5 separate regions of the Homo sapiens genome follow, and regions 2, 3, 4 and 5 are each linked to region 1. Evidence: chromatin contacts called from ENCODE Hi-C or POLR2A ChIA-PET data. All regions are on one chromosome and are shown on one strand. Each heading gives the region's core, a stretch centred on a gene start or an enhancer-like site at or near the end of the contact. The rest is flanking DNA. Distances are from core to core; before and after follow the strand shown. Region 1 holds the start of B3GNT2 (UDP-GlcNAc:betaGal beta-1,3-N-acetylglucosaminyltransferase 2). Region 2 holds the start of PAPOLG (poly(A) polymerase gamma). Region 3 holds the start of REL (REL proto-oncogene, NF-kB subunit). Region 4 holds the start of SANBR (SANT and BTB domain regulator of CSR). Region 5 holds the start of C2orf74-DT (C2orf74 divergent transcript).

What was found. Hi-C counts contacts between places; a loop is a spot of excess contacts on that map. ChIA-PET counts read pairs that join two places held with the same protein, here RNA polymerase II (POLR2A). Pooled maps may share reads with other maps.
Region 2: a map of CD4-positive, alpha-beta T cell shows a loop between it and region 1 (5-fold over the local background). The contact joins the promoter of PAPOLG here to the promoter of B3GNT2 in region 1. A Hi-C loop is called at or near these places in 3 of 168 maps with a recorded cell type or tissue (CD4-positive, alpha-beta T cell, CD4-positive, alpha-beta memory T cell and naive thymus-derived CD4-positive, alpha-beta T cell) and 10 of 50 pooled maps.
Region 3: a map of CD8-positive, alpha-beta T cell shows a loop between it and region 1 (10-fold over the local background). The contact joins the promoter of REL here to the promoter of B3GNT2 in region 1. A Hi-C loop is called at or near these places in 2 of 168 maps with a recorded cell type or tissue (CD8-positive, alpha-beta T cell and naive thymus-derived CD4-positive, alpha-beta T cell), 2 of 37 single-sample maps with no recorded cell type and 12 of 50 pooled maps.
Region 4: a map of CD4-positive, alpha-beta T cell shows a loop between it and region 1 (4-fold over the local background). The contact joins the promoter of SANBR here to the promoter of B3GNT2 in region 1. A Hi-C loop is called at or near these places in 3 of 168 maps with a recorded cell type or tissue (CD4-positive, alpha-beta T cell, CD4-positive, alpha-beta memory T cell and naive thymus-derived CD4-positive, alpha-beta T cell) and 6 of 50 pooled maps.
Region 5: a pooled map shows a loop between it and region 1 (22-fold over the local background). The contact joins the promoter of C2orf74-DT here to the promoter of B3GNT2 in region 1. A Hi-C loop is called at or near these places in 1 of 37 single-sample maps with no recorded cell type and 8 of 50 pooled maps. POLR2A ChIA-PET finds 5 or more read pairs at or near these places in 1 of 52 experiments (activated naive CD8-positive, alpha-beta T cell).

The regions. Positions count from the first base shown.
Region 1 is chr2:62,194,835-62,197,415 of GRCh38, forward strand. It overlaps B3GNT2 (UDP-GlcNAc:betaGal beta-1,3-N-acetylglucosaminyltransferase 2), which reads left to right and starts at 1,281. Exons shown (of 2, transcript NM_006577.6): 1 at 1,281-1,521. LOC124906013 (a long non-coding RNA gene) reads right to left here and starts at 1,179. Exons shown (of 2, transcript XR_007086336.1): 1 at 305-1,179; 2 at 1-73. RefSeq lists enhancers at 1-373, 980-1,586, 2,567-2,581 and silencers at 667-896, 1,187-1,626, 1,807-2,156.
Region 2 is chr2:60,754,995-60,757,575 of GRCh38, forward strand. It overlaps PAPOLG (poly(A) polymerase gamma), which reads left to right and starts at 1,274. Exons shown (of 22, transcript NM_022894.4): 1 at 1,274-1,501. The coding sequence starts at 1,485. RefSeq lists an enhancer at 1,190-1,499.
Region 3 is chr2:60,880,275-60,882,855 of GRCh38, forward strand. REL (REL proto-oncogene, NF-kB subunit) reads left to right here and starts at 1,300. Exons shown (of 10, transcript NM_001291746.2): 1 at 1,300-1,576. The coding sequence starts at 1,567. REL-DT (REL divergent transcript) reads right to left here and starts at 1,040. Exons shown (of 3, transcript NR_033980.1): 1 at 958-1,040. RefSeq lists a silencer at 895-1,434 and an enhancer at 1,043-1,712.
Region 4 is chr2:61,064,597-61,067,177 of GRCh38, forward strand. SANBR (SANT and BTB domain regulator of CSR) reads left to right here and starts at 1,275. Exons shown (of 22, transcript NM_001129993.3): 1 at 1,275-1,431. RefSeq lists silencers at 1,055-1,424, 1,455-1,804, 1,815-1,874 and enhancers at 1,164-1,665, 1,666-2,165.
Region 5 is chr2:61,143,695-61,146,275 of GRCh38, forward strand. C2orf74-DT (C2orf74 divergent transcript) reads right to left here and starts at 1,281. Exons shown (of 2, transcript NR_036496.1): 1 at 1,079-1,281; 2 at 1-251. It also overlaps a transcript of C2orf74 not described here. RefSeq lists enhancers at 494-1,415, 1,110-1,459.

The sequences.
Region 1 (2,581 bases), core at 31-2,530:
TGGGCTCAGTTCACAGGTGCCTGAAATTCCTACTTAGCAATGTTCCTTTCCAGCTGATTCCGCCTCCGAGAGCCTTAGGAAAAAATGCTAACAGTTAGGAGCGAAGCGTCCTTAATTGCTCAGTCCAATTATCTAGATGGGTCCAGGTTCGGTTTCGATTCAGAGATAAGGACCAGGGGGCGGGGACGCTTCCAGGTGAGCCCCTGGTTAGGCTTGCCTCCCCGCGGAGCGCACGCGGGTCTCGCTGGCTGGACTGGGCCTTTCAAGACCAGGTAACTTCTCCATCCGGTATCGCCAGGCTTACCTGGGGGCCTCAGAATTGTGTCAGCTGCGTCTCTGAGTCACCTTGGAACCCCTCGAAGGAGCGCGGGGCTAGGAGGGCGCATCGGTGGGCCCGGGGACCCCGCTGCTAGGTGTGGTTGGCGCCAAGGCCGCCTCTGGCCGGCGGAGCCCTGCAGTGTCCGGAGGGTGCGGTCAGAGTCCGGCCCTTTAGGCCTTGCCTCGGTATCCGCCTTGCCCCTTGGGCCGCGGCACGGGTTCGGGCCGAGCGCCCGGCATCTTGCGTTTCTGGCTTCCTGAGACGGGCGTGGGACCTCGAGGAAACCACTCTGCATGACCCCACGAAGAGAACTAAGGACCACCCCCCACCCTTCCTGTCCTGGACGGCTTCATAAGCCAGAGGATCCAGTGGCAGTACCAAGCAGGGCACCACTCTGGGTCGTGAGCACCTAAGAGGTGGAGCAAAGGTCAGACCCCAGGGTGGCCCAGGCCTCCCTCCCCCGCCTCCCCGGCGGGGCCATTCCTCACCCGCCCCAGCACTGGAGGGGGCGGCCGGGGTCGGTCTAGTTCCGGTTACAAACTGGACAGAAAAGGCCACTGGAGTCTCGCTAGGCGATGCGCCTAGTCCCCTAGCCTCAGACGAACCGCAAGAGGGGCCACCCACAACTGGAGGGGCGGAGGCTGGAGCTGAGTTTCATTAGTGTTTTTGGAGCTGCCAGGCATTTCCAGGGGGGTCGCCTTCCTAGAGGCCCCCTTTCCCCAGCTTAACCCTCGGCTTTGCAGGAGGGTGCGTGGGGGCTGGAGGGTCCCTGGAAGCCGCAGGGAGCGCGGGCCCGGGTGGGTCCTGGTACCGGGTGGGGAGAGCGGAACCCTCCCAAAACTTGGGGCGCGGGGCGGGGCCGTCGGGCGGTGACGTGAGGGGCGGGGCCGGGCCCCATTGGCGGGCGGGCAGGGGAGGGGCGGGGCCGGGCGCCCGCGGCGGCTGCTGCGCCTGGAACCGGAGCCTGGAGTGAGGCGCAGCGGCAGCGGCAGCAGCGGCAACAAGTGCCGGAGGCTAGCAGAGCCAAGCCGGAGCAGTCCCTGCCGCCGACACCGCCGGGCCGCCCGTCCGGGGCGCCGCGCATGGAGCGTGAGCTGCGGCGGTCGCCGGGCTGAGCCGCGCGGAGCGGCCGGGACGTGGATGTGGCCGCGATCTCCCGCCCTTGCCCCCGCCCCGCCGAGCTGGAGCTGCTCCCGGACAAGGTAGGGCCCGGGCGCCGAGCACCCCCGCCGGCTCCCTCCCCGCTGCCCTCTCACCGCCAGGCCCCTCTACCAGTCCCCTTCCGCCTCCCTGCTTCCCGGCCCCACCTTCCGGACACCCTGCTACCCCCGCCCGGTTCCTCGCCGGTTCCGGCTTCGTACCCGCGCCCCGGTGGAGGAAGCCGTCCCTAGGTGGCTCCTGCCGCATTTAAGCCTCCCTTACCTTCCCGCCGTCCCAGCCACCCAACCTCAGCCCAGAGGGAGAGGAGAGGGACACCGCCCGCTGCGGGGCTTTGGAACCTCCCAACCCATTCCGTGCCCACCTCGCCCTGGAGCCCGGGGACCTTCCCCCTCCTCGCTGCACCCCAACTTCCGGGGGATCCGGCGCCGGGGCGATGCGGGCTTTGGCAAGGGGCATCTGGGGCCGGGCCTCCTCATCCGGGGCGCGCGGGCATTTCGGGGAGGGGGGCGCGCGTGATTCCTCGCTCGCACCCCCGCACCCCACCCTCGCACTGCGCCGGCCTCCCGTGCCGCATGGGGAGATCAGGTGTTTTGTGAGCCAAAGAGCCGCCGGCAGCCGCTCCCCACCCCCCACCCCCAACCTCTGCCACTTCTGTCTCCGGCTCCCCCAAAACTGGTTTCTGCCAAACTTAGGGAAAACCTTTCGCTTTGACCTTTTAAAAAAAATATTCCACACTGTTTGCGTTGAATGATTAACCAGGCTGCTAGCCCGAGTCGTGGGGGTGGGGTGGGGCGGGGTGGGGTGGGTGCTGCCAGGCCAGGGAGCGCCTGAAGCCGGACTCTACGAGACACCCCTCGTGGGAAGGTGGGCGTGGGGGGCCCTGCCGGGGCTGCGGGCGCGGGACTGGCGGCTACTCCAGCACGGCAGGCGGACCCTTCTGGAGGCAATAAACCGAGTCACCCGGTTAATTTCCAGGCCACGGTATTTGAAACTCGGGGCTGGGGAGCCGCAGAACTCCCTGTACCCCCATCAAGTAGAGGAGCCGTCGGGAGACTCCCCACAAGTGTCACAGCGTCAAAGCTCATCTTTAAAAATATGTAC
Region 2 (2,581 bases), core at 24-2,523, 1.4 Mb before region 1:
AGAGATGGGTTTTTGCCATGTTGGCCAGGCTGGTCTTAATAGAACTCATGGCCTCAAGTGATCCACCAGCCTTGGCGTCACAAAGCACTGGGATTGCAGGCAAGAGCCACTGCACCTTGCTCAGGTTTTCAAAAATATGTTTTGTAGTTTTTATTTATTTATTTATTTATTTATTTTTTTGAGACAGGGTCTCCTTCTATCACTCTGGCTGGAATGCAGTGGTGCCATCCTGGTTTCCTGCAGCCTCCACGTCCTGGACTCAAAGAGATCCTCCCACCCCAGCCTCCTGAGTAGCTGGGACTACAGGCATGGGCCACCATGCCCAGCTAATTTTTTTAAAACTTTTTGTAGTGACAGGGTCTCACTATGTTGCCCAGGCTGTTCTCGAACTCCTGGCCTCAAGCAATTCTCCCACCTTGGCCTCCCAAAGTGCTGGGATTACAGGTGTGAGCCACTGTATCTTGCCTCAATAAATATTTTTTAATGAATTAATCAGCAAGTAATCTCCTCTATTTACTGTGACTCTGAGTTATGTTCAAGAGCAAGCAGTTCTTGACTTCCTTTTCTTTGTAATGATTTAGTGCTTGAAATTACTTCTACCTTTCAGCATTTTAAAATTGGTTATTATTTTCTCATTTTCATCCCCACACTCACATCGAACATGATTTCCACTATTTAAAAGTGTAAGATTTTTGTTTCAGCCTGGGATTTATCCTATTGCAAACTGCTAGCTACTATTTTCAACCTCTGTCAGCTAAATGCCAGAATGTCACTAATCAAAGGTGGTACTTAGGGGTGAAGTGAACAGTTAAGCCTCCAATTTACAAGCTTGTTTTTCCCTGGGATACTTGTGTGAAAGTCGTATGTTCCTGGGTGTGACCCTTTCGAGACAAAATCTCAACTGGTGAGTTAATTATGTATAACTATAATTAAATCAAAGATGTAGGATAACGGAGGCGTTGAAATAGTTTTTGCTAGGCAAGGGTGTGACCTTTTTAAAAAATGTATGATATATGCTGCCATTCGAGAGGCAAGGAAAACATATCTCCAAATTTCCTTCCAAGCGGTCTACCGGCATTGACAGTACCGCGGACAAAGGAGAGTACCAAATAAATACTCCTTCGAACCAACGGTATACTGAGAGCCCTGAGCTTGTGGGCGGGGCCCCGGAGCCTCCCGGGACCTAAAGGCAGAGGGGGCGTGGCTGAGGGTGGTCCAGACCTCCAGGGGCGGGGCTGAGACCTGCGAGAGGCAGGCTGGGAAGCGGCGCCATATTGGCGTCGGCCGCGCTGTATTGTCATAAATAGAGCCGGTTTTGTGGTGTTTTCACTACTCGGTTGGATGCCTCAGCCATAGTAAGTGGGAAAGTGAGCGAGCAAGCGAGCTACTAGCGACCGGAGGAAAGTGAACAGGGGGAGAAGGGAACAGCAAGAACAGGACTCCAGAGCGATAAACACTCGCTGGAGAGGGAGACGCAGGAAGCGATGAAAGAGATGTCTGCGTAAGTGGTGGGGGGCGGCGGTTGGGGTGAGGCGGGTAGGGGTGAGCTGAGGTGGTCCGACTGTGTCCTTGTTTCCGTTCCCTGTCCCTTGCGCCCTGCACGCAGCTCGCCGGGATGGTCTCCTTCCCGGCTCCCGGCCGGTCCGCAAGGGCACCTCCCCTAAACCCGGCGGCTCACCTGGCCACCCCTGCACGGACTCGGGGACTCCGGGAGTCCCCAGCTGTCCCGCCTCCGAGGACGCCCTCAGAAAAGGATGAGGAGGGAAAGAGGTGCCTGTGTCCGTAGGGAGAAATTGTCGGTCACTCGCCTGCCCCCAGCACTGTCTGAGCCCGTCTGCTCCTGTCTGCATTGGCGCAAATACCATCCCCCTGCCTCCCCCTCCTCCCTTCCCGACCGGCTGTCTCCAGGTCTTCAGGAGTGAAAGACCTATCGCAGCCCAAGGGTTTCTCTTTCATATGAGGCTACAGTCTTTTCACCGCCGTCCCCACCCTCTCCCTCACCCCCTGCTTCCCCACCTACCCACAACATCTACCGGTCTGTACCTCTTGTTCACACTTTGATAAGTCAGAAACAGTTCCCGTACTTGGCAAGATTTTGTTGTAGCTTCTTCCATTTTGGTCTATTAGGAAATAATTTAAACATGCAGAAAAATGTAGAGAATAACATAAGCATCATTTGTGGAGCCACCACCCATTTCTCCCAAAACGTAACTGTACACACATACACGTACATGCACACACGCACACACACGGTGTGTATATACGTATCTGTGTATTTATTTTAAAAAGAAATCAAGCATTCCAGATACATCTGAAGGACTCTCCTACCTCCTTCTCTGGTCCCAATCATCTCTTGCTCCAGATGTCTCCACAGTCTTGAATTTGATGTTTATCGTTGCTGCCTGTTTTTTATTTTACTTCTTTTTTTTCCGCCCTCGAATCATGGGAGCTGCATGTTTTTTAATGCTATTACTACATACACATGTGTTCATAATAACTGGCATAGTTCTAGTTGTTTTTAAACTTTATATAACTCGTATCACACTTGGAATTCTGTAACTTCTTTAGCACAACATAGTAT
Region 3 (2,581 bases), core at 50-2,549, 1.3 Mb before region 1:
GCACTCTCTTCAGTGGATTGCCTGTGATGTGCATCATGGTACGTTTTAGTACATATCCAATAATAAAACTGTTTCATTCTTTTGTTGTACATTGCGCATTTCGTGGAAAGAACAGTTTGGGGTTGGCAGGATATTTTAAATTATTTGCCCATATGGGTCCCCCAGTTTTGGGCACTTGTATGGCAGGCTGATATTCCCCATTACCTCTCCGTACTAATTTTAACTAGTAAGGGACAGGGGCAAGGGCATGGAGCTTTGGAGTCAGACAACCCTGGCTTTAAACTGTGCCTTTTATCAGCATTCTGAAGTACTGTATGTTGAAGTAACTTCTCTGAACCCCGAATACTTCATCTATAAAGTTAGGAATAATAAATACGTCATAGATTAAGTATGGACATTATCTGATGCATAGCAGGTACTATTCAAATGAAGGAAACGAAGTTATCCTAGGTCCTTTAATGCACTAAATGTGTGCTCCATTTCCGCCTTTCTTGGCATCTGTGTGAAATCTCAGGATATAGTGTCCACTAAACTTCAGTGCACTGCCTAATGAGACAACGAACTCCAAGTGCGGACCTTTTGAGTTTAAACGGGTTTCAGTAGGTAAAATACGTAAAGTTCACAGTACCCTCGCAATTTAGATGGAGGAAAAAAAATCAGTCGGGGGGGGGGTCCCCGTATGCAAATACAGGAATTACAGAAGAAGACAGGACCCCCGCCGCAGCACCACTTCCCCCTACAGGGCGCAACGTCCCGCCGCTGGCGCGGGGGTGGAGATTTGCATGTGCGAAGTCGGGAAGAGGGGGAACCACCTCTCGAAAACCCCGGCCGTCGCCCTCCCAGGCCGGGAGAGTCGGCCCCGCGCGCCCCCAAAAGCTCCCCAGCGGCCGGCCCTCTCTACGTCATCCGCACCCTCCCGCCCGCTCCTGAACTTTAAACCACACTCGGAAGAACAACCTGGAGGAGGGGGATTTCTCAGGAGCCAGCGGCCTTCTCACGCTGCTAGCCGTCACCTCCCGGCTCCCGCCGTTCCCTGCGCTCCCGAAGCCCACCCCAAGCTCCCGCTCCCTCGACCCCCTCCCAAGCCAGCCGCCGCAGCAGCGCCGGGGGCGTATGCGTGGGGGCCGGCGGGGAGCGTGCGCGGGGACAGGCAGGGGCGGGGCGCTGGGGGCGGTCGCGCGCGCGGCGGCCGCGAGGTCGCCCCGCCCACGCCTCCGGGTGAGGGTTGCTGCGTCGGGCCTACGTCAGCCGCGGGAAATTCCCCTCCCGCCAGGCTGCTCGCCTCTCGGCTGGGCCAGCACTCGGCTCTCCCCGCTCCGCCCCCTGCCCCTGGCTCCCGTACGGTGGACGGCGACGCTGGGTGACCCGGGGTGCAAGAATTCAGGGGTTGGGAAGGTGTGAGCCGCAAACCCAGCGGAGGGCGGGAAGAAGGAGGAGGCCTCTAGGGTGGTCGGGGGACTGGGGGCCCCGCCGGCAGAGGTCCCTCGGCCTCCTGACTGACTGACTGCGGCCGCCTCCGGCCAGGACGCTGGGAGCTGCCTGCGGGAAGGTGCGGGGAGCGGAGCCATGGCCTCCGGTGAGTGTTCATGGGGCGCGGGCCTGGGCCGGGGGAAAGGAGCTCTTCTGAAGGGGGTCCTGCCGCAGTGAGTTTAGGGAGCTCAGTTTTTGCTGGGGCGCGTTCTGTCTTTAAAATCTCATATGGTAAAATTGTCAGCTTTTAAAAAAGTTACCTGCTTCAGGGTTTGCGTGCAGAATCCAAGCCACGCTCTGTAATTCGATCCTGTTGTCATAGCAGGAACCTTAGAAATTCCCAACGACTTGATTTTAGGATTAGGGAAGTCATAAGCGAACCAAAGGAGGACGAAGAGTTCTCATTAAAAATGTATATGTATTGAAGATGGTGGTTTTATGTTTTAGAACAGGAATGAGGAACCTTCAGACCTCGGGCAAGCTCTCTCCCCCTTTTTAGTTTAATTTCATCAAATGCAAAGAGGTGATCCCCCTTGTACTGACAGTTGTACAAAATGTGTCACGGCTTTAAAAATCATCCGTGGTATTTTAACACGAATTAGAAAATCCGTGGTATTTTAAGTGTTAATGTTGCTTCGACCAAGTGTAGGCCGGGCGCGGTGGCTCATGCCTGTATTCCCAGCACTTTGGGAGGCCGAGGCGGGTGGATAACCAGAGGTCAGGAGTTTGAGACCAGCCTGGCAAACATGGTGAAACCCCGTCTCTACTAAAAATACAAAAATCAGCGGGGCGTGGTGGCGCGCGCCTGTAATCCCAGCTACTCGGGAAGCTGAGGCAGGAGAATCGCTTGAACCTGGGAGGTGGAGGTTGCAGTGAGCCGAGATCGCGCCCCTGCACTCCAGCCTGGGCGACAGAGGGAGACCCTGTCTCTATTTAAAAAAAAAAAAAATGTAGTTTTTACTGTGAGATAAAGCTCAAGGTTCCTAATCTGACGAATAGAGACGTTGAATCCCCCTTCCTCCTCGCTGGAAATAAGGGGAAAGAGGAGTTTTAGAATATCCGAGCTTTAAAATAATGAGTAGGAATGAATACAACTTTATCACTTATGTGA
Region 4 (2,581 bases), core at 25-2,524, 1.1 Mb before region 1:
GGAGGCTGTGGTAGGAGAATCGCTTGAAGGGAGGTGGAGGTTGCAGTGAGCCCAGACGGTGCCACTGCACTCCAGCCTGGGCAACAGAGCAAGACTCCATCTCAAAAAAATAAAAAAAGAATTTACCTGACTTAACCTAACATCTTATGATACGACACTTGCCTAACTTTATTTTTATTTTTATTTTTGACAGGGTCTCACTCTGTTGCCCAGCTTGGAGTGCAGTGGTGCAAACATAGCTCATTGGGGCCACCACGCCCAGCTAACTTAAAAAAAAAACAACTTTTTTTTTTTTTTGGTAGAGACAGGGTTTCACTTTGTTGTTCAGGCTGTGCTCAAGCAATCCTCTCGTCTTGGTCTCCCTAAATGCTGGGATTATGGGATTACAGGTGTGAGCCACCGCACCCAGCCACTTTAATGTCTTTGTGGAACAAAAATCGTAAAAGATCTGCAGAAAGTCACAGGATGATACAATTGGTAAAAACTCCTGACATTCTGTACAGTGAACCACTTAATCTCTACTTAATCATCAGATCTCGTAGTAATTATTCATTTGGTTAAGGCTTTACTTTTTCTGTTCTTTCTAATCCTAACATTTAATTTTGGTTCTCAGAATAGACCAAGTGGAAATTAGATAGAAATGTTGACATGTAGCAGTTACCCTACAATATTGAGCCGTTTGCATTTTACTAGATGCCCAATAGTAGTGTTCCTCACAATAACACACACACACACACACACACACACACACACACACCCTATTAATGTATGAAAACCGAATTTGTAATCCAGAGCTATTTACATTTTTAAAGAGCTACCTCCTGGTAAAGACACTTCAGGTCCTTACCCAAAGACCTTGGTCTAAAAGATACTTTCGGTGTCCCTCATCATGCGATCTTTCCGCTCTACCTAAGCGGTGTACCAAATGATCTGCACCAAGAACAATTTCATCCATTCTTTAATCTTTTATCTCCTGTATATCCCCCTTTCTTCTGGACTCAGGGTTGGTCACCTAAGATCAGGCTCCTAGGATCTGGTTGCTAAGAGACAAGACGCTGGGAGGGTGGGGACGCTGCACTGCGACAAGCCTGGGAGTGTATGCCAGAGGAGGAAGGAGAAGCAGCAGGCAAGGCAAGGCGACAGTCAGCCGCCGCCGCCCCTCCGGTGCCCTCCCGCCCGGCAGGGGCTCGGCGCTCATTGGCTCCGCCGCTGCGGCGCTGGCCCGCGATTGGCCGGGCGGCGTCGGCTCGGCGGCTCCCCCACCCCTCGGCGCTAGTCTCCGCAGCCGCCTGCAAGCGGGCGGGGGCGGGGTGTGAGGCGCTGCGGACGGGGTTGCGGGCTCGGTAGCGGCAGCTTCAGGGCGCGAGCGCGGGCGGTGCCGACCACTGCAGGTAACAGAGGCGCTGCGAGGGCAGCCGCGGCCCTGTGGAGGTGAGCGAGACGCCGAGGGGGCTCGGGTGCCCACCGCGGGGCGGGAAGTGCGGCATGGGGCGGTACCGCTCACAGCCAGCCGGCTCCCGCCGCGGCTTCCCACCCCGGGCGGGGTCCCACTTGCCCAAACGCCCCCGAACGCCCCCGTGCACAGCCTCAGCCGGCCGCGCCTCGAGCAGCCAGCTGGCCCGCGTCCCGTCACCCGCCCGGTCCATGTCCCTGCAGACCGTCCCGCCCGCGCACAGCGGCGGGAACCCCAGCTTCTGCGCGCCCGGCCGCGCCCCGGGCCTCTGCCCCGCCTCGCTCCCGCTGCCCGGCGCCTTTGTCCGCTCTGCGCCCCTGGAGTTTCTGTGCCTCCACGGGCGGGAGCGGGGCGCGAAGGTCTGGGGGTGCCCCGAGGACGCGCCGCGTAGTGAGCCTCCGGGCCCAAGGTTTGACTGGCTTTGACCTCATGCCGGTTCTGGGATGTGATTTTACTTTCTCCTCCAGCTGACTCCGATCTCCTGTGTGTGCAGAAGTCAGGAAGCCTGGGTACAAGGCTTCTTCCCGGTCCGGGATGACTCGGTGTTACCGCCGCCCTCTGTTAGGCCAGAGGCCTTTGACCTGCCTGCCTGCCTGCCCCACGGGGCCCCCTCTCTTCCCATCTTTCCACTGGCTAAGGGAAAACGTCTCTGTCTCCAAGAGCTTTTTTTTCTATTTGAAATAAGAAAAAAATATATCAGATTCCTGTTGTAGACCTCTATCTGGTGTGGAAGTGACTTAGACTAGTCTTCTTAATTAATACATGTATATTAAATACATAAACCAAGAGAAGGGGGTCGGGGAGGGGAGGGGAAGTATGTTCTTAAAAAATGAAGTCTGTTAAACATATTGGATTTTTATTTTTGGTAAATAACGTATTTTACCTTAAATATTGTCAAGATTTTGATATTTTATGAATGGGAGTGGATTTCATAGTAATTTGAACTTTGAGCTTTTTCTTGTCACCGTTTTTGATAAATTTATACTTTCCTGAATGAGGTGCACTATAACAGCTATTTCGAGATAATTTATGTTTTATTAAGGATTATCCATCAATGCTATGCCTTTTATACTTAAATTCAGACTCTGATTTCTTGGACATTCATTTAACTAGAATTAATGCTGGGGG
Region 5 (2,581 bases), core at 31-2,530, 1.1 Mb before region 1:
AGAGATCCAGAGTCATTTCTCCTGTGTTCAGCTTGAAAACCTTGGGCAACTTCTGGAGATTTCAACGTCTCACAGAGTGCGGAAACATGACTGGCGCAGCATCCTTTCCGGAATTGGTGATGTCCTTCCTGTAAGGGTTGATTTTCCATCTCATCAACCAAATCGGGAAAGCCGCAGCATCCTTTTCTCCAAGAATGACAGGTGGTTTATCTCAGGCTTTTCTGTCCCGGCGCCTTTCTCTCCAATGCAGTCTATGGAATATATATATAGAGAGAGAGCGTGAGAGAGAGAGAGACGGAGTCTCGCTCTGTCGCCCAGGCTGAAGTGCAGTAGCGCGATCTTGGCTCACTGCAAGCTCCGCCTCCCGGGTTCACGCCGTTCTCCTGCCTCAGCCTCTCGAGTAGCTGAGACTACAGGCGCCCGCCACCACGCCCAGCTAATTTTTTTGTATTTTTAGGAGAGATGGGGTTTCACCGTGTTAGCCAGGATGGTCTCGATCTGCTGACCTCGTGATCCGCCCGTCTCGGCCTCCCACAGTGCTGGGATTACAGGCATGAACCACCGCGTCCGGCCTGGAATATTTTAAAATATGCAGATTATTAACCCCGACACTTTTGAAAGTCCTTTGTAACCAACTTCCTCCTCAATATAAAATATTAATGTAATTTGGCCGGGTGAGGTGGCTCACGCCTGTAATTCTAGCACTTTGGGAGGCCGAGGCGGGTGGACTGCCTGAGCTCAGGAGTTTGAGACCAGCCTGGGCAACACGGTGAAACTCCGTTTCTACTAAAATACAAAAAATTAGCCGGGTGTGGTGGCGCGCGCCTGTAATCCCAGCTACTCAGGAGGCTGAGGCAGGAGAATTGCTGGAGTCCGGGAGGCGGAGGTGCAGTGAGCCGAGATCGCGCCACTGCACTGCAGCCTGGGGAACAGGGCGAGAATCCGACTCTTTAAAAAAAGAGAAAAAAATTTAAGTAATTTAATTTTTTATTTTTTTCCGCCCCCGCCGTCCCGCCCCTAGCATTAATTTTTAAAACTCGCTTTAGACACCGTTTGGAGGGGGCCAGGTGCTGAATACCTGCTGATGTAATGCAGTGATTTTTTGTTTGAGGGCCACAGGAAGACCCCTTGTGGCTGTTGTACTGGCATTCCCTCTTCATAGCAGGGATGGTGCCTCTGGACATTTTCCGACAGCAGGGATCGTTGGGTGAGGTTAGCAGCGCCAGCCCGGGTTAGCGGAAGCAGCCTTCAGGTCTCCTAGGAGAGCAGGTTTATGAGCATGCGCAGCGGATTTTCCGTTAGGGAAGCCGATGGGGCGCGGCTCCTTGGAGCATGCGCACACAAACTTTCCGCTAGGAATCAAGCGAGCATGCGCACACAGATGTTAGGGTTCGGGCGAGCTATTTGGAGCCTGCGCAGTCAGATCCGAGGACATGTTGACGTCGTCCGAGAGTCTTAAAATCCTGCTCTGGCCGGATTCCAGACTCGTGGGGGAAAGGCTGGTATGTTCGTTTTATAACAGGAGTTTTAGCGTCATCTTTTGTCCTTGGATAAGTTTTTCCAAATATAAATATATTAAATATTCATTTAAAATATCTAAGAATTAACAGGCAGCAGTGCATTAGACAAATGGGCGAAGTACTGGGGTACCAAGTTCACAGAAAAATAGTAGTTAAAAATAGACTTTAAATATATGAAAAGATGCTTAGCTGCATGTTTTTGTGTTTTTTATTTATTTATTTATTTTTTTGAGATGGAGTCCTGTGTTGCCCAAGCTGGAGTGCAGTAATGCAATCTCGGCTCACTGCACCCTCCGCTGCCCGGGTTCAAGTGATTCTCCCACCTCAGCCTCCCGAGTAGCTGGAATTACAGGCAGGTGCCACCACGCCAGGCTAATTTTTATATTTTTAGTAGAGATGGGGTTCACCATGTTGGCCAGGCTGGTCTCGAACTCCTGACCTCAGGTTATCGGCCTGCCTCAGACTCCCAAAGTGCTGGGATTACAGGCGTGAGCCACCGCGCCCGGCCTGTTTTGTATTTTATTTTTTCTGAGACAGGTGGCACGATCACAGCTCACTACAGCCTCCACTTCCCAAGCCCAAGCAATCCTCCCACCTCAGTTTCACCAAGTGCTAGGATTACAGGCCAGCTTCAGTTTTAATAAAAATGCAAATCATCATGATTGGTGAACATTGAAACGTTTGGTAATATACTCAATATAGGAGGGTGTCAGGAAAACAGGTGCAGTGTTACAGTGCTAGTAGGAGCAGAATGCAGCAATCCTTAGTGGTTATCAAAACCACACTGAATAATATTTGCATTTTGATCCAACAATCCCACTTTGGGGAATTTTGCCTCCAAATACACTTGCATACATGTAAAGTAATATGTGTATGAGATTATTGATTGTAATAGCAAAAGGTTGTAAACTACGTGAGTATCCATCAGAAGACTGATATTATAAACTACAGTACATACACACAATGGAACATTATGCAGCTATGAAAAAGAGTGAGGAATCAGTTCCCAACATACTAATGTGGAACCATCTCTAGCATATCTTACTAAGCGAAAAAAGCCC